Linked DNA regions of Homo sapiens: regions 1 and 3 are each linked to region 2. A link is a loop called in an ENCODE intact Hi-C map of the cell type or tissue named here. Cell type or tissue: natural killer cell. All regions are shown on one strand. Region 1 has its middle 19 kb from the start of YPEL5. Region 2 has its middle 100 kb from the start of CAPN13. Region 3 has its middle 56 kb from the start of YPEL5.

The links. Hi-C counts contacts between places; a loop is a spot of excess contacts. Peaks named below come from ENCODE experiments on the same cell type or tissue, not always from the same donor. Only the 100,000 strongest peaks of a DNase experiment are listed, where the experiment ranks them.
Region 1: it touches region 2 in a loop (15-fold over the local background); 94 of 110 quality-filtered maps call a loop at or near these places.
Region 3: a loop joins it to region 2, with 15 times the contacts of the local background. A loop is called at or near these places in 23 of 110 quality-filtered maps.

What each region holds. Positions count from the first base shown.
Region 1 is chr2:30,162,018-30,170,017 of GRCh38, reverse strand. No RefSeq gene overlaps it. Among named protein-coding and RNA genes, the nearest start is that of YPEL5, 19 kb to the right of the region's middle. In natural killer cell, a CTCF peak has its summit at 4,860 (motif pointing left); a DNase peak (open chromatin) is centred at 4,817.
Region 2 is chr2:30,703,800-30,711,799 of GRCh38, reverse strand. No RefSeq gene overlaps it. Among named protein-coding and RNA genes, the nearest start is that of CAPN13, 100 kb to the left of the region's middle. In natural killer cell, CTCF peaks have their summits at 24 and 4,602 (motif pointing right); DNase peaks (open chromatin) are centred at 19 and 4,619.
Region 3 is chr2:30,087,043-30,095,042 of GRCh38, reverse strand. No RefSeq gene overlaps it. Among named protein-coding and RNA genes, the nearest start is that of YPEL5, 56 kb to the left of the region's middle. In natural killer cell, CTCF peaks have their summits at 3,811 and 4,018 (motif pointing left); a DNase peak (open chromatin) is centred at 4,022.

The sequences.
Region 1 (8,000 bases), 540 kb after region 2:
AAATAAACAGAAATAAAAGAGAAGGGAGAAAGAAAAATAAATTACCAGATGAGGAAAGAAGGGAAAAGAAAGGACAAAAAAACAACAACAGAAGGCCGGGTGTGGTGGCTCATGCCTGTAATCCCAGCACTTTGGGAGGAGGCCAAGGCTGGAGGATCACTTGAGCCCAGGAGTTCGAGACCAGCCTAGTCAACATAGGGAGACCCTATCTCTGCAAAAGTTTAAAAAAGAAAACAAAAAGAAAGAAAGAAAAATAAAAAAACAGAGCGAGCACATGGGGTCTGATTGGCCCTCCCAGGTGTAGGCTTGGGACCTTCTCCATATGTGGCAAGGGAGCCCACCAGGTTGGGGGAGCAGGAAACCCAGTGGAGAGCTTGAAGCCTCCTCTGACTCCAGCTCGCATATTCTTCCCCATGCCCTTGCCTTTCTGGGTCACTAGTCTGGGGAATTAGGGAGAAGAAAAGACACTCCAGCATGTATCTGGCCAGAAGAAAAATGTAGCTTCAGAGAAAATGCGGTGGCAGCAAGGTGAGTTGCCTCCTGGATAACACAGGGAAACCCAATTCAGAGGATAATTGCTAGAGTATCAGAGAGCTGATTAATTGATTAAATAGAAGACAAAATCGGCTGGGTTAGGTGGCTCACGCCTGTAATCTCAGTGCTTTGAGAGGCCAAGGCAGGAGGATCACTTGAGTCCAGGATTTCAAGACCAGCCTGGGCAACATAGAGAGACCCGTATCTCTACAAAAAAATTAAAAAGGAGACAAAATAGGAAAGCATGATTAATGGCTTCACCACTGTGCTTCTCTTTGCAGTTTGGTTCCCAAAGCAAATGGCTTCATTGGCAGGGTTAACGTTGATTATCACTGGCCACTGATGAATCAATGTCTGTTTGCCCTTGTGTATAAATTAGTCAATTCTCACTTTTCCCATGAGGGTATTGAGTGAGAGAAACCATCTGGAGGAGCTGCTAATTTGAAGTAAGTATAAAGAGTTATGAGACTTGGAGGCAGGAAGACCTGGATTTGAGTCCTAGTTCTGCCAGCAGCTAAAGATCAGGAACACCACAGCCACCCCATGGCTTCCAGTGGTCTCATGATCAGCTTTCAGTGGGCTGCTGCTCCTGAAAGCTGACCAGCCTCCTAGAGGCCAGTCTCTAGCAGGAGGGTTGAGCAGAAAAATCATTTTTTTCCTGCCTCCTGCCTTTCCCTGTTCCAGTAAGGTCTCACAATTGCCAACTGGCTTTCTAAAAAATATATTTGACCATTTCACTCTTCTACGTATAATCCTTCTATGGCTTCCATCACCGACAGCAGCAAATTCAAATTCCTGAGCATGGCAGGTCAGGCCCTTTGCAGTGTGCCCCCTCACTACCTTGTTAGTTTTGTCTTCTATCAGTTCCTGTGTACCTTGTTACTCTGGGCTTTTTCTTATGCTGTTAGCTCTTACTGAAACCACTTCTCCTTCTGCTTGCTTGGCACTCTGTTTCACCCTTCAGCTTCATCATCCATGTATCCATCCATCCATCCATCCATCCATCCATCCATCAGCCATCTAATTATCCACTCATCCAACCACCCACAAAACTCATCCTGCACTTATTTTAAAACTCTGTTTCAGTGCTTACCAAGCTTGTCTGCACACTGGAATCACCTGGTGAGGTTTGAAAAATGCTGATGGCGTGTTCCACCTTCAAAGATTGTGACTTAATTAGCCTGAAGTGGCCTGGCTTTGGAATTTTTTAAAGATACCTAGGTGAATCTAATGTGTAGACAAGTATTGAAGCTCTTGAAGACTTAGAGATAAAAGTTGGTTGAGACTAGAAATTTAGCATAGAAGGAGAAGTAGACCAGTAAATAATTGTACAACCATGTACACAAGTGCTATGAAAGGGGTAAGCCAGAGTTTCTCAGGAAGGGACACTGATGGGCATGAGAGATGGGTGGCCGGAGGAGTTGAGTCTTCGAGGACAAGTAGGAGAATTCCAGGGAAAGCAGGAAGTAGACATCCGAGTCAGAAGAAAGACCGAATGCAGCAGAGCAAGCTGGAGAGAGCGTGCCACTTTCGGGATGAACGAGGACTTGGCGTGACTGAAGCTTTGAGGGCAACGAACCTATGGAGGCAGATGGGGCCTCACAGGGCAGGGAGGGAAAAGCCAGTGAAGGCAGGTGTCATGGCTGTGACTGGTCCAACTATGCAGCTGTGAGGTAGGGGAGGTAAGGCAGTTGGTGGACTAGGAAGGAAGATGGTAGCAACTGGTGGTTAGGCCTTCCCTTCTCCAGAGAAGCCGTCCTCACATTTTCTCCACCCACATGCTCCTCCTCACGACAGAGATCCTGTGCATCTTTGTTCTTCTGGCCCACAGCTCTGTGCCTGGGAGAGCATAAATGCTCATGCCTCATCTCGCATGGTGAGGTAGGAAAAGCACAGGACAAAGAGCTTCAAAGGCAGACCAACTAGACTTAAGATCAATTCCATTCCTTTAAAATAGTGTGCTGTTGGATGAGTCAGCCATATGCTCTGAACTCGGTTTTCTCTATAAGAAAATGGAGATGATGCCAAGCTCATAAGCTTATTTTGAGGATTAGAAAAAGAGGTATGTCGGTGGTTCTGAAAGTGTGCTCTCTGGACTGGCAGCACCAGCATCATCTACTAGTTAGAAATGCAGGTTCTCAGGCCCCACCCAGCCCTGAGGAATCAGAATCTCTGGGAGTGCAGCCAGCAGGCTGTTCTAACACACCTTGTGGGTGAGGCTTATGCATGCTCAAATTGGAGAAACACTGATATATGTCAACTACTTCATCCTTGCTTGCTTTTCTAGAAGCCTAGCTACTCTTGAAAAGTGGAAAGAAACAACTGGCACCTCGCTCTGGGATCTGTACCAGTCCCTCCTTTTGTTTTCCTTCCCAAGTCTGGTTATGGCAGATGTGGGGCTTAGATGGTCAGGCTTGGAAATCAGGCATCTAAAAGGGAGTTCCACATCAGCTGTCTGTGCGCACACACACGCTTGACCTCTAAGTAAAACTGTGTGACCTTAACCTCTGAGCATCCATTTTCATCTATAAATGGGAGTGATGATAGTTATGGGCCAGTCATTGGTCTAAGCACTTTACATCTATTATCTCATTTTAGCCTCACAACAACCCTATGAAGGTAGTACTATTATTAACCCTGTTTTAGAGATGAGGGAACAGAGGTACAGAAAGGTGAAGAAACTTGCCTCAGGGCGTAGTGATCATGTGTGAAAGCTGGGATTCACGCACAGGCACTCCGGTTACAGGGTCCCCACTCTTTGCCAGTTTGCCTCACCAGGTTTTGAAAATATTACTACATTTGTAAGACGTTTAGCATACTCTGCTGTGCTTTGTTAAGGTGAAATGTCTCACCCTGGGTAGTCATGTCTCTGCTCCTCACAATGAGAACTTGGCTTAGTCACTTCACTTCTCCTGGCCTTAGGTTCCAAATGTTTAAAATGGGAGGTTAGACTAAATTAAAGAATATAAACTGAAGCCCCTAAGGCCCAAAGAATAAACTGTATTTGGCTAGAATTTTCTCTTAAATTGAAAGTGACCATCTTTAAGGGGTACATGCTCTTCCCTGCTCACCCCGTTAGCCCTGATTTCAGCTGTCTACCATAGGCCCACTTCTTGAGTGACCTGGCACCTGGAGGCATTTAAGTTGGAGATCACTGACACTGATCACAACCAATGGCTAAACCTGAGGTCCTACGGATTTACTATTCTTTGAATTTCACCTCCCTTCCTCCCTGCAATCCATCGTCATGCTTTACCTGGGATGTTTCTTGTGCAAAGGCAGCTCTGAGCCTTGACTCCTTGCCTCTCACTGTTACAGAAGCCCTCTGCTTGGCCTGGCTGCCAGAGGTGTCAGTGTTCCTATTGGCGTATGCCCCAAAATTGCTGATTTATATTTGTTTCTGCAAGGGAGACAGATAAAGCTTGTTTTAGGGTGTATAGTTAAGCCAATTTCAGAATCTCTTACACATGGAAATAGATTTATTTTCACTTAATCTGAAAGGCTTCCTTGTTTCTAATGCAGACATTAAGCAATTGCTGGAAGAGGAAAGACCTTTTATTCTGCTTCATGAGTTCATGCACCCCTACGCTGAATACCTTTCATTTCCTGCAGCAGGAATGCATTCAGTAATTTTACTGGCTTTGCAAATATCCTTCATCTGGCCGCTGGGAAACAGGTGCCAGGTGTTGTTCTATTACTATACTGCCTGACACACATAACAGGCACTCAAGCACTGCTGAATGGAGAAATGAACGGGAAAATTCTTTGCAGCAACTGGAGCCTACACTACCGGTTAAGTAACACTGAACCTCATTCAAGTTATTGTAATATATATCATTTTTAGAATTCCATACAGCTTATAAAGTCCTCACACATGTTCTCTAGAAATTATTTTTCATATTTTAAAGTCGAGGAAATGGAGCTTCCAGAGGTTAACTTCAAAGTCACACTGTGACATTTAATTTTCTGAGGCCTCAGGTTACCATTACCAAATTAAAAGCCAATATTAAAACATAGTTTTCGACAAAAAACATTTTTGAAGTTGTATAAGCTAAAGCTTTAGATACTAAAACAAACATTGCAGAAAAAAAATCATGTATCACAAAGAGGAAACAGTACTATTGCATCGCACTTGATAGTCTGCAAAGCATTTTCTCCATAATTCGATTCTGCCCAATGATGTCGTGCCATTGCAGTAAGACGGTCCCTTGCATCAGCTCCTGGTACTGCACCCTAGAGGACGAACAGCAACAAGAACTGACTGCCCCAACGTTTCTCTTTTCCAAAAGATAGGTTTGACTGGTGGTTGAGTGGAATTTCTTGCACACTCATGCCACCTACTGGTACTTTTCTGGTAGCAAAGCTTCCAGCTGATTTTTTTTTTTTTTTAATTAAAAACATTTTTTCAGTGTAAACTTTAGCAGGATCATTTGAATGTTTTACTCATTAGCCCATTTCTTAAAAATACCGTCCCCTCAAACTTTGAAACTCGCTTCCTGTTGCTGCCCTAAGGAGCCTTCTCTAACACAGAACCTGACTCACTTGAAAGGGACTGAAATATTTTATTCCTTTTGGCATATTGACAAGCTTCAGAAACGCCTCTGAACACCTTGCATTGGGCTGGGATCCTGGGGGAAGGGAGATGGGTTACGTGGGAAGAGATTACACTCGTGGAATTTTCTGGAGTTCACAGTAATGTCTCCACTTTGCCCAGTATTTCCTGGGAGGGCTCCAGGTAGAGTGGGATAGTTGAGAAGGTGGTGGCCAGCTCCTTCCATGGCAGTTTAACTGCTGGAAAAGAGGGAAATTCTAAGTGAATTCCAAGGAGTGGCGGAAGCCAACCTCCTCTCCTGGGTCGGGGGCATACCAGGGGATTTCTCAAACTGCACCAGTCCCTGAAAACCTCTGGTCTATCCTCAAGGACACAAATATCACCTGCAAAGCTGGGCTTTCAAATTAGCTTTGGATACAGGTTTTTAAAATTACTATATGGACTTTGTCTTTGTATTTTGCTTTAAATCCAGGAGGAAGAGATAACTTGTTCATCTGTAGGGCACATCAGAAGAAGTATATAAACCATTTATCTCACCACCTTAGGATTCTTTAAAAACTGGACGAACTTCATTCTAGCAGTAGTATGCAATAAGCTGAGACCAACACAGGAGAAAATGAGTCAGTTGCTGTTAGTGAAAGCTCTGGCAGGTTCTCAAAGTTAGCTTGTCTGCGGGGGGAAATGGTGGCTTTTTAATTACCATTGATATTATATTCAATGAGCTTTTTACCTTTTTTCTCTTCTGCTCCATGGTAGGAGAAAAATAGCAGCTTTGAAGATTTTTGAAAGCCATGTAAAATTATATTATAGAAGATTATGAAAAATTCCTTATAATGAAAAGTCAAGATAGTAACATTTAGTAAACTGCAGATTTCAAATCCTCATTTGCTGAAAGGTTTATCAGTACATGTTAAATCCAGAAAGGATTTAAAGAACTTTGAAAGCATTCTGGTCATTCTATAATTTAGAACAAATTAGGTTAAATTGTGAAGAGTTGTTCAGGATTACTGAAAAAAGTAATTACTCCAGATATATGCATACTGCTTATCAACAGGTTTTTATGTTCTATATTTCACTATGTTCTGACAAGATTTAAGACAAGGCTTGTTTTTACAATTCACACTTGAGAGAACTAAGATTCAGAGGTTAACTGACTTCCCAAAGTCACACAGCTAAAGTTAGTCAGCATTGATGTTTTTTTTGTTTGTTTGTTTGTTTTTTGAGATGGAGTCTTGCACTGTCGCCCAGGCTGGAGTGCAGTGGTATAATTTCGGCTCACTGCAACCTCTGCCTCCTGGGTTCAAGTGATTCTCCTATCTCAGCCTCCCGAGTAGCTGGGATTACAGGTGCTCGCCACCACGCACAGCTAATTTTTTGTATTTTTAGTAGAGATAGAGTTTCACCATGTTGGCCAGGCTGGTCTTGAACTCCTCACCTTGTCATCTGCCCGCCTCGGCCTCCCAAAGTGCTGGGATCATAGGCGTGAGCCACTGTGCCCGGCCGAAGATATGTCTTTATATTTTACATGTAGCAGTCTTCCCAGAAACTAGATGCCTCTTTCCCAGGGACTCTTCTGCTCCTTAAAGCCAGTTTATCTAATTGGTGTATTAATCCATTTTAAGACACTTTTTAAAGCAGATGGAAAGCCATATTAATCTGTTTTTTTTTTTCTTACCCATACTTCTTAGCCTATCAGCCTCTTGTGACATAGGCTTTTATCAGGTGGTAACATACCACAACTGTATTTTCAATAACCCTTTGAATAATGATTCTCATGTATTAGCAGATGTTTTGTAGCAGCAAGGTTGTATGAGGTGCCCATGAAAATGGGGCTCTCTTAACTATAGCACTGGCCATGACACGGGTAATGGGCATACATGGTGGGTGACTATCGGGGTCATCATAAAGCCAGTCCCACATGGCTTGCACATGAAGTATATTAGCTGCTTTATCTTGGGTGTTCTGCTTGGCATTTATAGGGGAAGTTGGACAGTCCCCATTCTCAGGGTAAACAGATCTTACAGTGGCTTTTTAAATCCAGTCCCCCAGACTAGCTGTTCCTCAAGAATAACCTCCTATGTGTCTGGATCATGTTTAGCCATCTGCAATCTTTCAATAGTGAGCTGTGGGTCCTCCATCAACCCAAACATTTCTTCCATTCTGCAGCATTTAAAACAAAAGATACTGCCCCTAAATTACTCTCATAGTCCATTTTAGTAAAGGTTCCTCAGGAAACTAATGATATGGATCTATGAAATGTAACAAATCCTTGTACATTATACCTTCTGGTTTCAAGTTACTTGGTTTTGCCTTTCCCCGACATTGACTACCTTCTTGGTAACCACAGATCTGAGAGGTATTTTGTTGTTGCTGCTTAACTTTGCCCTTGTGGGTAGCTCTGAGGCTAGTGGCTGAAGCTCAGCCTGAAACCTAAGCTTGGTGCAGCATCAAAGTTGGACCCAGCACTCTGTTTCATTTTAGCTATTATAGATAATAACCAAGGGATTGTAGAGTTCACTTTTCTTATTAGCTTGCATTTCCTTATGCATCCAGTCAATCACCTCTCTACGAGTTGGATCTATCTCTAAATTTTACTGGTAGTAACTGAGTGCAGCTGCAGCTCTATACCATGGGTGGCCATGTGGCCACCCAGGAATCAAAGGTTTCTGACCCATCACATTTCCATCATTTTTCTTGTCCACCTTTCTAAGCCAGGGCCCTTCTAGCAAATCCCACCTGTCTGATAGCAATCGGTAATCAACTTGACCTGCAGCCCCTTTCCCCTCCCGGGAGGTTGCTCTGTGAGGCTGAAAGCACCTCACCTTTAATCATGCCTGTATCTTTCCCGTGACCAGCTCTACCCTGGCTATCAGTCAATATTAGCATACAAAAAGATAATCATTTGAAAATTCCA
Region 2 (8,000 bases):
CTGGTCCTCTGCTATACCTTGCAGTTTCCCTCTAGCACCCTCTACTGACACAGTGTAACATTGCAACAGCTGACGAAAGAGAATTAGTAACAGGGTCCAGCTCCAGTATTACAAAGTAGGGCAAAGAAGAGTGGATTTGCAGTTGACAGGCAATAAATTGACAACAGGCACACCTACTCTGTGCCAAGCCCCATGTTATGCATTTCCAGCACGAATCTCATAATCTCATTGATAATTATTTGAAATAGATATTATAATTCCCATTTTAATGTTGAGAAAACACTAAAAGCTAGGAGAAGTAATCTGAGAAAAATATGCAGCTAGTATACTTTAAAATATGCAACAGGGCTGAGCTGATGTTTCACTGATGGGTGTGTGACTCTAGAGTATGTTTTTCTGGCTGGGCAACGTGACTCCTGCCTGAAATCCCAGCACTTGGGGAGGCCAAGGCAGGCAGATCACCTGAGGTCAGGACTTCAAGACCAGCCTGGCCAACATGATGAAACCCTGTCTCTACTAAAAATACAAAAGTTAGCTGGGCCTGGTGGCGGGCACCTGTAATCCCAGCTACTCGGGAGGCTGAGGCATGAGAATCACTTGAATCCAGGAGGCGGAGGCTGCAGTGAACAGAGATCACACCACTGCACTCCAGCCTGGGCAACAGAGTGAGACTCTGTCTCAGAAAAAAAAAAAAAAGTAAAGAGTATGTGTTTCTACATCAAGCTAGCAGTACCTGTCACTGTAAAGGGTTAAGGACAGTACAATTTTGTTCTCCCTCTCCCAGCCTCTTCTTCTCTATTAAATCACATAAGCCTTCCCAGCATTGGTTCCTGGACTTTGCCTTGGAGAGGCGGTGAGGCAGGTGCCCCGTAGGTGTCCTAAGGGCATGATTCTCAAGCCAGAATCACTGGGAAAGTTGGTGAAAATGCTTTCCTGGGCCTACCTCTGCAGAGTCCAATTTAGTAAATTTAGGGGGACTTAGAATCTGCATTTAATAAACTCCCCAGAGGACTCTAGTATACTGCAAGAGAAGAGCACCAATCTCCACTGGGCTAGGAGTGGAAAGTGAGGAGCTGCCGAGGCTTTGATGGGTGGAGGAGGGGCGTCATGCTAACAAGCTCTCTTGGCCCCAGCGCCCCATGGGAAGGTCAATATTGTACCTGATTTTCCAAATGAAAATCAAATACGGCACACGGATCTGCTTTATGGGTGATAAAGTTGCAATGGCTCTAACAGAGGTGAAATTGATTCATATTTGTCAGGCCGGGAGATGAGAGAACTAGGCTCCAGGACCCCTTGGCCTCTTGCCTGGCAGCCCCTGTAGACATATTTTTGGACAGGAGGTATTTCAGAGTGAGAGCATGCCACAGGTAACTTCACTTAGCTCAGAATGGGAGCCACCAGCTTTTGAGCACCTGTCATGTACAGGAATTAGGCTCCATTGTCTCCAGCCCTTAAACTCCCTTACAAGGATTAATACCAGAATGCTCAGATGAGGAAATGGAGGGTCTTGCCCCAGGCCATGAAGACACAAGGAGCAGAGTGCGGGTTGGTTGTACTCCAAAGCCATGCTCTTTCCATTGGCCCACACAGCTCTGGGAGAGGAAGACAGCTCCTGGCCCAGGCGTGCCTGCTCAAGGGAGAGCCGGCCAGTCCCGAGAGGGGCTAAGCATCTGCTGTCCTGGGCTGGGAAGGGCTGCTTCAGCACTGCCTGCCAGGAGGGCCTAGGAGTCTAGAGATGAGAGTGAGAGAGATTGACAGGAAACCTGGATGGTGCCTTTGTAAGGTACAGTGATCCATCTCAATAATAATTGTGTCACCTCGTCAATATCAAAATATCTCATCAGCTTTCATGAGTCACTGTAGGAATGGCCAGCTGTAAACTCACATCTAGAAAAGGGGAAAACTCAGAAATGTCTCAAGTGCCAGCCTGTTCAGTCCTATAAACTCTTCCATGCCATGCTGTCCATCCAGTGCAATAAGCAGAAAACTCGGTGAGCATGGGCTGACTCCAGGCCAAAACGAGCTCATATGCGTCTGTGACTCCACGAGGCTATGAGCACCTCAAAAGCAGCAGCTCTGCCTTGCCCAGGTTGATCTCCAGGGGCCAGCTTGCGCCTGTTGCCTCGCGAGCCCTCAGTAGGAAGCTGTGTGGCCTGTCCAAAAATATGCCTAAAGGAGCTGCCAGGCAAGAGGCCAGGAGGTCCTGGAGCCTAGTTCTCCCGTTTCCCAGCCTGACAAATATGAATCAATTTTACCTCTGTTGGAGCCACTGGAACTTCATCACCCATTAAGCAGACCCATGTGCCCTATTTGATTTTCATTTGGGAAACCAGGTACAATATTGACATTTCCATGGGGTCCTGGGGCCGAGAGAGCTTGTTAGCATGAAGCCTTTCCTCCACCCATCAAGGCTCCATCCCTGCCACCTACCTCCCAGCTGTTCAACCCTGACCCTAACCTCGGGGCCTAGCTGCTCTCCTCTGTCAAGTGGGCATTTTAAAATACTACCACTTGTCCAAACCCACAGATTGTACGTCACCAAGAGTGAAGAAAAACCTTCGGACTGTGAGTGATCATGCTGTATAGACATAGACTCACTGATTTTATCACATGTGCCACTCTGGTGTGGGATGCTGGCCACGGGGAGGCTGTGCATATGTGGGGGCAGAGGGTATACAGGAACTCTCTGTACTTTCTGCTCAGCCTTGCTGTGAACCTAAAACCGTTTTGAAAAAATCAAGTGTATCTAAAAGGCAGGGAGTTGGGAATACTGCCTCTTGAGGTTGCTGTGAGAATTGAATAAGATAATGTCAATGCACCCAGCGCGGTCTTTGGTGCACAGTGTGGTCCATGGTAGCTGAATGAGGGGCTATCACCCTCCTGAAACCCAGGAGGAGGCTGAGGGCAGTGACAGATGCTCACTTCTAGCACATCTCATCTCCTCCGGGGTGGGGATAGGTGAAAGAACTGAGGACCAGATGATCTTGCTAGTACTCAGGAGATAGGGCAGCAAAGATGACTCAAGAAAGAATAACAGGCCCAGGCCTAGGATCAGCCCCTCCCTCCCTCTCTAGCAGACAGATCTTCTCAGAGCCGACAGATCTTCTCAGAGCCAACAGAAGAAATGGGAGAGGACTTGGCTATTTGGCAAAAGCACAAATCTGGCTGGGCTATGCCCCGGCTCTCAAGTCCTCATCTGCTCCACAATGATCTCACCAGGCACACTGGCCTCTCCTCCCACTGGGTGGACCCTGCAGCCATTATGGGTGCCATTCAGCCGAGCAGGAAGAGAACAGGCTGGTGTCTGCAGACCTGCATTTCAGGCCCCATTCTGTGGCTGTGTGACTTTGAGAACATCTCTCCCTTCTCTGTGCCTCTGTTTCCCCAGGCCAGCTTTTCTCTCTTCCTTCACTGAATATGTCACTGAGTGCTATCCTTGAGCCAGATAATCCCTGAGGGTCCTTTCAATGTGATATGATTTTTTTTGTTTTTGTTTTTGTTTTTGTTTTTTGAGACGGTGTCTCACTCTGTCGCCCAGGCTGGAGTGCACTAGCATGATCTCGGCTCATTGCAAGCTCCGCCTCCCGAGTTCACGCCATTCTCCTGCCTCAGCCTCCTGAGTAACTGGGATTACAGGCGCCCGCTACCATGCCCAGCTAATTTTTTGTATTTTTAGTAGAGATGCGGTTTCACCGTGTTAGCCACGATGGTCTCGATCTCCTGACCTTGTGATCCGCCCGCCTCAGCCTCCCAAAGTGCTGGGATTACAGGCGTGAGCCACCGTGCATGGCTAAAATAATATATTTTAAATGCATTGGAGAAATATAAAACATGCAGACACGAAATATACAGATAAAAATGGAAATGTTTTCTTAATCATGGGAGATGGCACTTTTCCTCCTGAGTTCTGCCTGCGAATCTACATTTCTATAGACTTTGTGAACATGAATGTTTGCTTGGAAAGTGCCTGGATAGCTTTGAAGTCTGCAAGGCTGTGATCTTGCCCTCAGGATCTGGCTGATACTGGTCAATCACCTGCCTCCTTGCAAAAGGAGGGTAGCATGAAGCCGGGACAAACATGGATACTTCCTGGACCACAGCTCTTGAGTTCCCTTGAACTTCCCTCCACAGCCACACCTGTTCTCCCTGCCAGACCCGTCCCCTGGCCCAGAGCCTGTTGAGGAACCAGATCTCTGGGGGAGGCACAGGATGTGGAGGGACATGTATGAGTTTTGGCTTCAAACAGATATAATTTCAATCTTAGCTCTGCCATTGACTTGCTGTGTGACCTTGGGAAGTAACTTACCGTCTCTGAACCTTGTTGCCCTGTATCTATTTAGCAGAGAGAATAAATCTCTCTCTGACAGGGTCGTTGTAAGTATTATATAGAATGACACAGGTCATGTCTCTGGCCACATAAATAGCTGAGCCACTTTATTTAACAAGATAGTTGGAATCTCGTCCTTGGATGAGATAAACCGTATAAAGCGTTAGGTCGTGCCTAGGTAAGAACTTGCCTCTATTGGCTACTATCATCATCATCATGTTGCTCATTTTCATCACCATCTCTATCATTGTATTCCCTTCCCTGTGACCTCCAGGTGGCAGCATGGGGCCATGGAGCCACAGCCCTCCTCCTCAGGCTGTCACTTCAAAACTGTGAGCGGGCAGGACCCTTGGGTGACACTCCTTGGGTGACACTAACCTGAGCTGTCACCATGATAGCCAAGTGAGGAGCACTTAAACACCTTATTTTCATCCTTAGGACCTTCTGCAGGAAACAGTTATCCACATCGTATATGGATGAAAGGTGGGCTCGGGTGGGAGGAGCCACTAGTGGGAGTGGAGCCAGGAATCAAAGCCAGTCTCCACTACCTGCCGGCTGGGGCACCTGCCCACTGCGCTGGAGCCTCCGAGTGGGTTCCAGCATCTCACCTGGCAGGTAGGAAAGTGAGGCCAAGGGGCGAGGGGACTAGCCCCAGGATCGGGCTCCTAGGAAGGGCTCCTTCCCACAGAGCCCAGTCTCCGGGAGTGGCTCGTCAGCCACGGCCCCAGCACTGACTTGAGCCTCAGCCTGGGCTCCCTGGAGGGTCTTGGCAACCTCAGGGAAGCATCCCATGACTTGTCTCTTTCTGCCTTGCCCAGTGGGACCTCTTCTGATCCCCAAGTAATCTTTGCTACCAGGAACCAAAGTGATTTGTGGAAACTTCCTCCAAATCCCCAGCTAATCCTCTTCTTTTAGTGAGGTCCTTTAGCAATCACATTTGCTGCTTGGTGACCTCTAATCCCCTTATTCTCAAAGGTCCCTGGGGAGGCACATGTGCAGATGTGTGTCCCTGCTGGGGCCTCTTGAGCTGGTCCAGGCCAGAGCAGCATGTCTGTGACCACCAGCTTGTCCCACTCAACTTTGATCTGCTTTCCTCCCTCCTAGGGGTCTCACTTTAAAGTTGGCCAGGGAGAGGCCTTAGGTCTGTGCCCAGTGGTCTCTGGATAGGGCTTGCTGGCCATCAGCTGAGAAGCCCCAGTCCCCTGGCGTCTCCATGCTGATTGACTCTCAGAGGGATCCTCATATTTGAAGTTAGGGCCTCAGTTTCCTCCTCTCTTAAACAGGGATAACATTAGTCGTACCTCGAAGGCATGCAATGAGGAGTTACCAAGGTAATATATCCAATGAGGTTAAAGAAATCAGAATCAGTTAGCTATGTTACCTAGAGTATCTACCTGCCACCCCCACCCCTCAAGGACTCCGATCTCACCCGCCTCTAAAGGGGTCACCCCAGGGTACGCAGTTGCTCACAAAGGCTGAGAGATGTGATGGGGGGCAGTTCTTCAGCAAGCCGAGCCCACTGTGGGCTTTGCAGGTTCTGGGGACTCCCTGTCCCTCAACAATTCTGACTGGGAAGGGGTCCAAGAACCTGGAGCTGTAAGAAGGTGCGCTGAACAGAGGAGAGATTCGAGATATGGCTACACAGGGCCAGGGAGGCAGGAGCTGGGGAGGGGTGGCATCTGCCTCCCAGCCAGAACAGAGAGGGTGGTCCCAGCAGTGCCCAGGCAGTGGGGGAAGCCACAGCCTCAGGCGGGTGGCAGGGGAGAAGCAGAGGGGCTGGGTAAGGTAACTCTGTAAACTGGGGTAATTTATTTAATCTTTGAGCACAGTTACAGTATATATTTTGTGACCCACAAATCAGCAGGGTTCCCACTGCCCCCAAGAATGAGATAAGATTGGCTCTAGCACCCTGTGAGAGTTCAAGTTCAGGTCCCTCTCGGGGATTTATGCCGGTGCCCTGGCCTCCTGCCCCTGAGCTCTCTCCTCCTCCCCTCCGAACTCTGTAGCTGCTCTCTTATCTCTTCCTAGGTGTTGGCCTGATCATGAAATCCTTTTTCCTTTCCTACGGCCATGCTACACTGGGAAAAAAATGAAAACAAAACTCACCCTCTCCAGGATAGATGGTTCCAGGCCTTTTCTGGGATCATGCTTTGCTTAGGCCAAAGCTCAGGACCTCATCCTGGTCATCGAGGAGCTGCCCCTCCTAGGGACACACAAGCACATCCTTCTCCAGCTGCACTGTGAGATTACGTCCCAGAGACGGTTACCTGAGTGTGTGTCCTGGCAGCTTGTGTGTCAGATACACAAGGCCATGGCTTCAATTTCCTCAGAAATGTGTCATAATGAATGTGACCGACATCTTTCTCCTCTCTCAGCCTAGAAATCCTCAGCACTCTATTCCCTGGAGTTCCTCTAAGGAAACTGACATGCAAGGAGGCAAGGAATGGGGTCTTTCTCCCTAATCAGCTATCAAAAGTGATTTAAAAATGCATTGCCTTCAATCAATAATTTTCTATTTAAATATAACAGAAACATTTTGCTCACAATAAAACTTTATGCGGGAACTCCAATACATATTTAAAAAGTGAAAACAGAACTGCTTGGCTGAATCTGGGAGAGGCAGAGGGAATGATAATGCCTGCTCCTGGGCTTGTCTCTCCCAAACCCCATGGGAATCTCTGAGGCATTCTGGGCTCTGGAGAACAGAAAGAGAAATAAAAACTGTATCTTTAGCCAATGTAAAGTCATCCGGCTCAACTCTTATTAAGATAAATGTAAATTAAAACTGCACAGAGATACTATTTTTGCCCTACCAGATTGGCAAAGATCCAAAAGTTTGGGAATGTTCTATTTTGGCAAAGGTATAGGAAACGGGCACTCCTATGCATTTTAGGGGAGACTCTAAATTAGTGTAGTGCCTGGAAAGGGCAATATGGCAATATTCATAATACAAATGCACATACCCTTAGGCCTAGAAATTTCATGAGCAAGAATTTATGCTACAGATTATCTCTGCAGATAAGGGAAGTAAGCTTATAGTACTGATTGTTAACAGTGTCAAAGGCAGTAAACAACCTAAATATCCATCAATGGGCAGTTAAATAAATAGTATGTGATTAAACTAATGTTGTACCCATACTGTGGAATATTATAGAGTTATGAAAATTAGAAAATTCTTTGTGTTGATCAGGAAAGGTCTTCGAAACATATTGCTAAGTGAATTTAAAAAACAAGAAAACAGAACAGCATGCAAAGTATGCTACCATTTAGTGTAAAAATAATTGGGGAGAGGACACGGAGGTATTTTCTTGTAATTGCACAAGATATTTCTGAGAGGATAATAAGAAACAAGTAACACTGGCTTCCTAGAACCAGGTGGCCAGAGAATAGGGATGGGATGGAGACGTTTATTGCATACTCTTTTGAATTTTGAACCACGTAATTGTGCATCCTATTCAAGACTTAAATTTAAAAATGTATAAGAACAAACAACAAAAAGAAAATCATTGCATGAGATAAAACAAAGGTGTATGTTATTCTTCTGCTTTAACTATACATAGAATAATCTGTACTCTCAAAGAATCCAAAAAGTAAAAATACAAATAACATTTTTAAAGATTACCTAACAAGTAAGCTCCAAGACTCTTAAACTCCAAAGCTGTGGATTTCT
Region 3 (8,000 bases), 620 kb after region 2:
TTTTAAAATACAGTATAACAGCTATTTACATTGCATTTACAGTGTATTAAGTGTTGTAAATAACCTAGAGATGATTTAAAGTACAGGGAAGGGTGTACATAGATTATATGTAAATAGTATGCTATTTTATGTAAGGAACTTGAGCATACAAGGATTTTGGTATACTCAGGGGGTCCTGAAAGTAATATCCCCCACAGGGATGACTATATATCCTTGTCTACCCTTTTACTTTCAAACTGTCTAGATGGTCATATTTGAAGTATTTTCTGGTAGACAGAATGCTGATTTTATTTTTTTTTTAATTTTTTTTTTTTAATTTTTTAAACTAGAGATGAGGTCTTGCTATGTTGCCCAGCCTGGTCTCAAACTCCTGGGCTCAAGTGATCCTCCTGCCTTAGCCTTTCAAACTGTTGGTATTAGAAGTGTGAGCTACCACAGCTGGCCAACAGCATACTGTTGAGTAATGGGTTTAATCCCTCTGCCAAGCTCTATTTTTTTTTTGATATTATATGTACCAGGTACAAAGCGATGTTATAATAAATGTATAGAGTGTGAAATGAGTGACTCAAGCTAATTAATATATCAATCACCATAAATACATTTTATTTGTTCCTCCTGTCTAACTACAACTTTGTACTCTTTGATCAACATGTCCCCAATTTCTGTCTTTTAATTGGTGTATTTAGACCATTTACACTGAGTGTGATTGTTGATACAATACAGCTTAAATTTGCCATTTTGTTTTATTTTTTCTCTTTGCTTCCTGTCTTTAATTTATTGGTTTCCTTTTTTCTCCCTTCCTGTGATTTTCTTGAACATTTTTTAGAATTCCATTTTGTTTTATCTGCTTTTATAGTGGTTGGTCCAGGTATTATGTTATATATACATAATTTATCATTATCTATTGTTGTCAACATTTTACCAGTTCAAGTGAAGTATAGAACCCTTAACTCTCCTTACGTTCCTTTACCCTCTCTCTCCCACTTATAATGTTGTCTTAACTCTTTCTTCTAGATATGCTTAGAAAAACATCAGACAATTTTTGCTTCAACCATTAAATATAACTTAGACAACTCAAGAGGAGAAGGAAAGTCTATTGAATTTACCACTGTGTTTGCTCTTTCTGTTGTTCTTTTTGCCATTGTGATGTTTTAAATTCCTTTTAAAACAAAAACACTGCCTTTAAAATTTTTTTAAAAGAACTTCCTTTAGGCTGGGCACCATGGCTCATGTCTGTAATTCCAGCACTTTCGGAGGCTGAGGTGGGAGGATTGCTTGAGCCTAGGAGTTCAAGACCAGCCTGGGCAAGATAGTGAGACCCCATCTCTACAAAAAATAAAAATGAGCCAGGCATGGCAGTGTGCACCTGTGGTCCCAGTTACTTGAGAGGCTGAGGTGGGAATATCACTTGAACCCTGGAAGTCAAGGCTGCAGGAGCTGTGATCATGCCAGTCAGTGAACTCCAGTCTGGGTGACAGAGTAAGACCCTGTCTCCCCACCTCCCCACCCCCCTCCCAAAAAAAGACCTGGCCTGCTAGCAAGAAATTCCCTTAGTTTTCTTTTATCTGAGAGTGTCTTGATTTCTCCTTCATTCCTAAAGGGTATTTTCTCTAGATATGGAATTCTGAGTTGACAGTTGTTTTCTTTCGACACATGAAAAATGCCGTAACAGTTTTCCTTCTGGCCTCTTGGTTTCTTTTGTGAAATCTGTTGTCACTTGCATTTTTTTCCCCGATACCTGTCACTTCTCTCTTGCTGCTGTTCAAGATGTTTTTTCTTTGTCTTTACTTTTCACAAGTTCAAATATGACGTGCCTTGTTGTGGATTTCTTTTGATTATTATTTGGGGTTTACAAAACTTGAATCTGTGAGTTATATCTTTTGTCAAATTTGGGAAATTTTCAATCATTATTTCTTTGAGTACTTTTTCAGTCCAGTTCTCTTTCTCCTCCCCTTCTGGAACTCTGATGAAACAAATATTAGCTCTTTTGTTATAGTATTATGTTTTCATTAAGCTCTTTTTCTTTTTGTATTTAAAAATTTTAATTATGAATTCAGTGCCCCAATGGTGCTTAGAGGCTAAAAGGTAGACTCTGCCCCGACTTCTGTGGGATACTGGCCAAGTGACCATTTCTCTCTGATGCTAATGTCCCATGTCAATGAAAAGAGCCAAACTCTATTACATATTTGAAGGGATCTATTCTGAGCCAAATATGAGTGACCATGGCCCACAGCACAGTCTCAACGGGTCCTAAGAGCATGTGCTCAAGGTGGCTGGGTCACAGCTTTGTTTTATACAGTTTAGGAAGACATTAGACATTAGTCAGTACATGTGAGGTATACATTGGTTCATTCCAGAAAGGCAGGACAACTCCAAGTGGGTGGGGATTGGTGGAGGATGTTGGGGAGGACTTAGAGGTCATAGGTAGATTCAAAGATTTTCTGATTGGCAATTGACTGAAAGAATTAAGTTATTATCTAAAAACCTGGGATCAATAGAAAGGAGTGTCTGGATTAAGATAAGGGGTTGAGGAGACCAAGGTTCTTATTATGTAGGTGAAGTCTCCTACATGGTCACCCTTAGAGACAGCAGATGGCAAATTTTTTTTTTTTTTTTTTTTTGGAGACAGAGTCTCACTCTGTCATCCAGGGTGGAGTGCAGTGGCACAATCTCAGCTCACTGCAAGCTCCACTTCCCAGGTTCACGCCATTCTCCTGCCTCAGCCTCCCGAGTAGCTGGGACTACAGGCGCCCACTACCACGCCCAGCTAATTTTTATTTTTGTATTTTTAGTAGAGATGGGGTTTCACCGTGTTAGCCAGGATGGTCTTGATCTCCTGACCTCGTGATCCTCCCACCTCGGCCTCCCAAAGTGCTGGGATTACAGGCATGAGCCACTGCGCCTGGCCGATGGCAAATGTTTCTTACCTTTAAAAGGTTCTAGACTTTCAGTTAATTTCTTTAGAATTGGGAGGGCCTGGAAACGGAGCGATCTAGTTATATTAACAGAAATTCTTTACAGATGCAAATTTCCCCCCCACAAAAAGATGGCTTTGCAGAGCCATTTCAAAATATGGCAAAGAAACATATTTTGGGGTAAAATATTTTGATTTCTTTCTTTATCTGTTGTGTTATGTTATGCCAGAATCAGGTTTGAAAGTAAGCCATGTTGTAAATAGGGTTAAATAAAACCCATCTGATGAGATTTTATGGTTTGTAGCCCCAGGGTACTTAGACAGGAATTTTGGCAAGAGAGAAAAAGGTCGGAGTTTACATGCCCTAACCTGGGAATTAGGATCCACTGATGGAAGAAATGCAGGCTCTGCAAACAGAACATCCTTTTCTTTCCTTCTTGCTTCCCTTTGCCATTGACTCTGGCCCTGTCCCTTATTATTTGCCCCTTCCCTTTGATGTTCCTTTTCTTCTTATCCAATTTTCATACTTTTTCCCCCTTTTTTCTTGTTTTTCTGGCTTTACCTGTAGGAACAAAGTGTCAGATAAGCCTCAGAGATGGCATCTTTTTGTCCTCAGGGAGTGATGGGAATTTAAAAGGAAGCATTTCTGTTGGGATACTTATGTGTGTTCTTCCCAGTGTATTTCAGGGTGCGTCTTTCCTTGCAGATTTTTTTTTCTTTTTTTTTTTTTTTTTTTTTTTTTTTTTTTTTTTTTTTTTTGAGACAGGGTCTCACTCTGTCACCCAGGCTGGGATGCAGTGGTGTGATCTTGGCTCACTGCAACCTCCGCCTTCCCGGATTAAAGCGATTCTCCTATCTCAGCCTCCCGAGTAGCTGGGGTTACAGGTGTGTGCCACCAAGCCTGGCTAATTTTTGTATTTTTAGTAGAGATGGGGTTTCGTCATGTTGGTCAGGGTGGTCTCGAACTCTCAGCCTCATGCGATCTGCCCGCCTCAGCCTCCCAAAGTGCTGGGATTACTGGCGTGAGCCACCGCGCCTGGTCTCCTTGCAGATTCTTAAATGAGGTGGAGGGAGAGGGTGTTTTACAGGTAACTCTGTTGAATATTGCCACCTTGTGGAGTGAGTGGGAAATGCAGATAAGACAAGGAGACTCAAGGACAGAGGGATGTTTGAAAATACGGTAAAGAGGTCCCCTGAGTAAATGGCCCTTCCTGGATGATGAATTTCTTTTCTTGATGTTGTATAATCATTTTAACCAGTTTGTGATGCTGACTGATGTGCATCCTTTGGAAGGAGAGTGCTGTGAGAAGCATGGAAAGTAGACTTTGGAGTTCTAGAGAATTAGGATTGAACCTCAGCTGAGCTTGGTAGGAGCTGTGTGAACTTGAGAAAGTCACCTAACATCTCTGAGCCTCCAGGGTAATTCTGAGAAGGGCCAGTATGGAGAAGATGCCCTGGAAATGTTAATTTCCTTCCTCCAGTGATGAAGGAAGGAGGACCCACGTGTGAGGGCTTCCATCTGGGTCTGGGAGGTGTGGCTGCAAGTGGACGCATTGAGTCAGGGGAGGAGGGAAACTGATATTTACTGAGGTGTATAAAGTACCAGGTGCTGTGCTATGTACTTACATGATTTCCTTTGGCCTTCCTGACACTGTGCAAAAGGTACTGTTATCTTCACTTTATAGGTGGTAAAATGGATGCTTGGGGATGTTGAGCAGCATATCATGCAGCTGGTCAGCAGTGAATGTGGCAAACCAGGTTACGAACTCAGTTCCGCCTTTTACTTTTGGTTTTATTTTTTTCCCTGTGTCACATTCATCTGATTAGTGTTAGCAAAATAGTGCAGTGTTCTGTTGAATTCGTCCTGGTTTCCTTCTAGGTTATCCCAGGGCATCCGTTTTAGAGGCTGCTAAGGGTGAAGGTGAAGGGCGAATAGTGTGGCTCCTGCCTATCAGGTTCCACTTTTTTCTCCACTGTCCACTGGGAGGGTGAAGTAGGGGCTGTCTTCAGAGATGTGAGTACTGGGGTGAAGTGGGAAGACTGGGGCCTGAGAAGCTAGGCTGAGCTGAATGGAGAAGCTGGAAAGGGTGAGAGCCTGAGGGAAGCTTGTCTGACTAGGGAAGGCTTTTTGGGGATATTCCTGGGGATCTGTAGAGGAATGCTTCTGTGTGAGGGGTGGCCTGGGAGATACTGGTAACCTAAAAATGTTGGGAGTACTGTGATCTAGGTGGTTAGGAGACTTTAACTGTGCTGGGGGATTTTGGAACCACAGTTGTCCTTGACTATGGTCAGTTGACTGTATATTTGGGGACATCACACTGGCTGGGGAGACCTGGGGAAAACTCTTAGGTTGGAGGATGGGTTGGTTACAGGGGCATTGGTGGAGCAAGAATAGTTGGGGGAGTGGAAGGAGCAGGAGTCAGAAGAGAAACACAGACTATCTCTTATATCTGGGTGTTACTTGCTAGTTTAAGAATGTTCTTTTGCATGCATCATTTGAACTATCAGGTAACCATCCACGTGCTCTGAGTTTACTATGAGCCTGACTCTGCAAGGCACAGGGATTCAAATAAGGAAGGAGATGGACACATTCTGTTCTCCTAGAACTTGTAGCTGTCATTACAACTATGTGAAGTGGGCAGATCAAGTATTATTGCATTTTCCAGATGGAAAAACAATGGCTCAGTGAGGTTAGGTGACTTGCCTGCTAGTGTATGGCCAGCTGGGAACTCAATGTAGATTTATTGGTCAGGGAACCAGGGCTCCTGTTACTGCCCAGTGGGTTCTTCTTGCCCACTGCCTAGACAGAGCTGATTTATGAAGACAGGGGCATTGCAGTAGAGAAAGAGTTTAATGCATGAAGAGCTGGCTAAATGGGAGAATGGAGTTTTATTATTCAAATCAGCCTCCCTGAAAATTCAGAGGCTAGGGTTTTTTTGTTTGTTTGTTTGTTTGTTTTGAGACGGAGTTTCGCTCTTGTTGCCCAGGCTGGAGTGCAATGGCACGATCTTGGCTCACTGCAACCTCTGCCTCCTGGGTTCAAGCGATTCTCCTGCCTCAGCCTCCCAAGTATCTGGAATTACAGGCATGCATCACCATGCCTGGCTAATTTTTTGTATTTTTAGTAGAGATGGGGCTTCTCCATGTTGGCCAGGCTGATCTCGAACTCCCAACGTCAGGTGATCCGCCCGCCTCGGCCTCCCAAAGTGCTGGGATTACAGGTGTCAGCCACCATGACCGGCCGAGGCTAGGGTTATTTTAAAGACAGTTTGGCAGGCAGGGGACTAGGGAATGGTGAATACTGATTGGTTGGGTTGGAGATGAAATAAAAGGGAGCTGAGTCAGTTCCTGGGTGGGGGGCACAAGACCAGATGAGCCAGTTTACTGGCCTAGGTGATACCAGCTGGTCCATCAGAATGTAGGGTCTAAAAAATACCCCAAACATGAATCTTAGGTTTTACAATAGTAGTGTTATCCATAGGAACAACTGGGGAGGTTAGGAATCTTGTGACCTCTGGCTGAATGACTCCTGAGCCATAATTTCTAATCTTGTGGCTAATTTGTTAGTTTTACAAAGGCAGTCTGGTCCCCAAGCAAGGAGGAATTTTGTTTTGGGGAGGGGCCGTTAACATCTTTGTTTGAAAGTTAAACTATAAACTAAATCCCTCCCAAAGTTAGTTCAGCCTACACCCAGGAATGGACAAGGACAGCTTGGAGGTTGGAAGCAAGATGGAGTCAGTTAGGTCAGATTTCTTTCACCATCATAATTTTCCTATGTCAGATTTTTTGTCACTGTCATGATTTTTGCAAAGGTGGTTTCACTCCTTCTGGCACTTCATGCAGACTCTAACAGCATTTGGATCTGTTGTGAGTTTCATAGTGGAAATATTCTTAGTTCAGAGACAGTTGCAAGGGGCTCCTCCTGCAGTGTGTGTTAACACCATGGATCCACGTCCTCTCACAGCCTGGGGGATGAGCAGTGGACCGTGGCTGGGAGAAGTGGATGCGAGTGAGTCCCTTCTGATCCTTTGCTGAATTCCCTTCCATCACATTCGAACAGCCTTTCTGCAATGCCCCACGGTCCTGCAAATAAACCAGCTGCTCTTTGTTGTTCCTCTCTTTATGTATGAGCGATGATTTTCTGAAGCTGGTAGTTTGGTACAGTAATGGATTGATTGAAATCATCAAGAGGAAAATAACTAATTCATTTACTGAAATTATAATTACAAAATTACCTGTATATTTACATGTAACTCAAACATAAACATAGTCGACCTTAGCCAACTCCTTAACCTTAGCAGGCTCCTGTGCCTTTCGCTTCTGCTGCCATTCCTTATACATTTTCATCAGCTTCTTACCATGCTGTCAGTTTTCATTGTTGCCATTGACTCTGCCACTAACTCGGCATTCCCTGGACCTCAGTTCCTTATCTCTAAATGCTGAAAGTGGACTAAATGGTCTGTGAAAGCCCTTCTGGTTTGAATATCGATGCACATATGCCTCTGTGATATACCTGTTGACTTAGTTTGTGTCTCCCCTGCAGCAAACTCTGAGAGAAGAATTTGAATGCAAGTATTTTATTTGGGAGGTGATCGGGAAGTACCCATAGAGGAGTGAGGAGGTGAAACAGGAATGGGAAGGAAGATAATACAGAATTAATTATCAAGCAAGCTGCTACTGTGGGCAACTGGAGCTTAGAATAGCGTGGGGAAAGGAGGGAGCAGGAGTCAGAAAAGAAACACAGACTATCTCTTAAATCTGGGTGGTACTTGCTAGTTTAAAAATGTTGGTCAGGGACCAGTGCTCCTGTGGGAGCCCAATAGGTTCTTCTTGCCCACTGCCCAGATAGAGCTTATTTATGAAGACAGGGGAATTGCAGTTGTCCTGCTGGGGGATTCTGGGAGACAGTGTAGACACACCACAGAGTTATTTCTATCAAGGGGTGAGGAAGTTGGGGTATTTTTCCCCTGGCCCCCCCATCTGTCCCTGGCTGGAGGGCACTTCTGGGGCATTCCCTTCGGGTGTTTCTGATGTTCACTGGGGAGATGAGCAGGCTCCTAGGGTCAGGGAAAAATCTCAAGCAGAG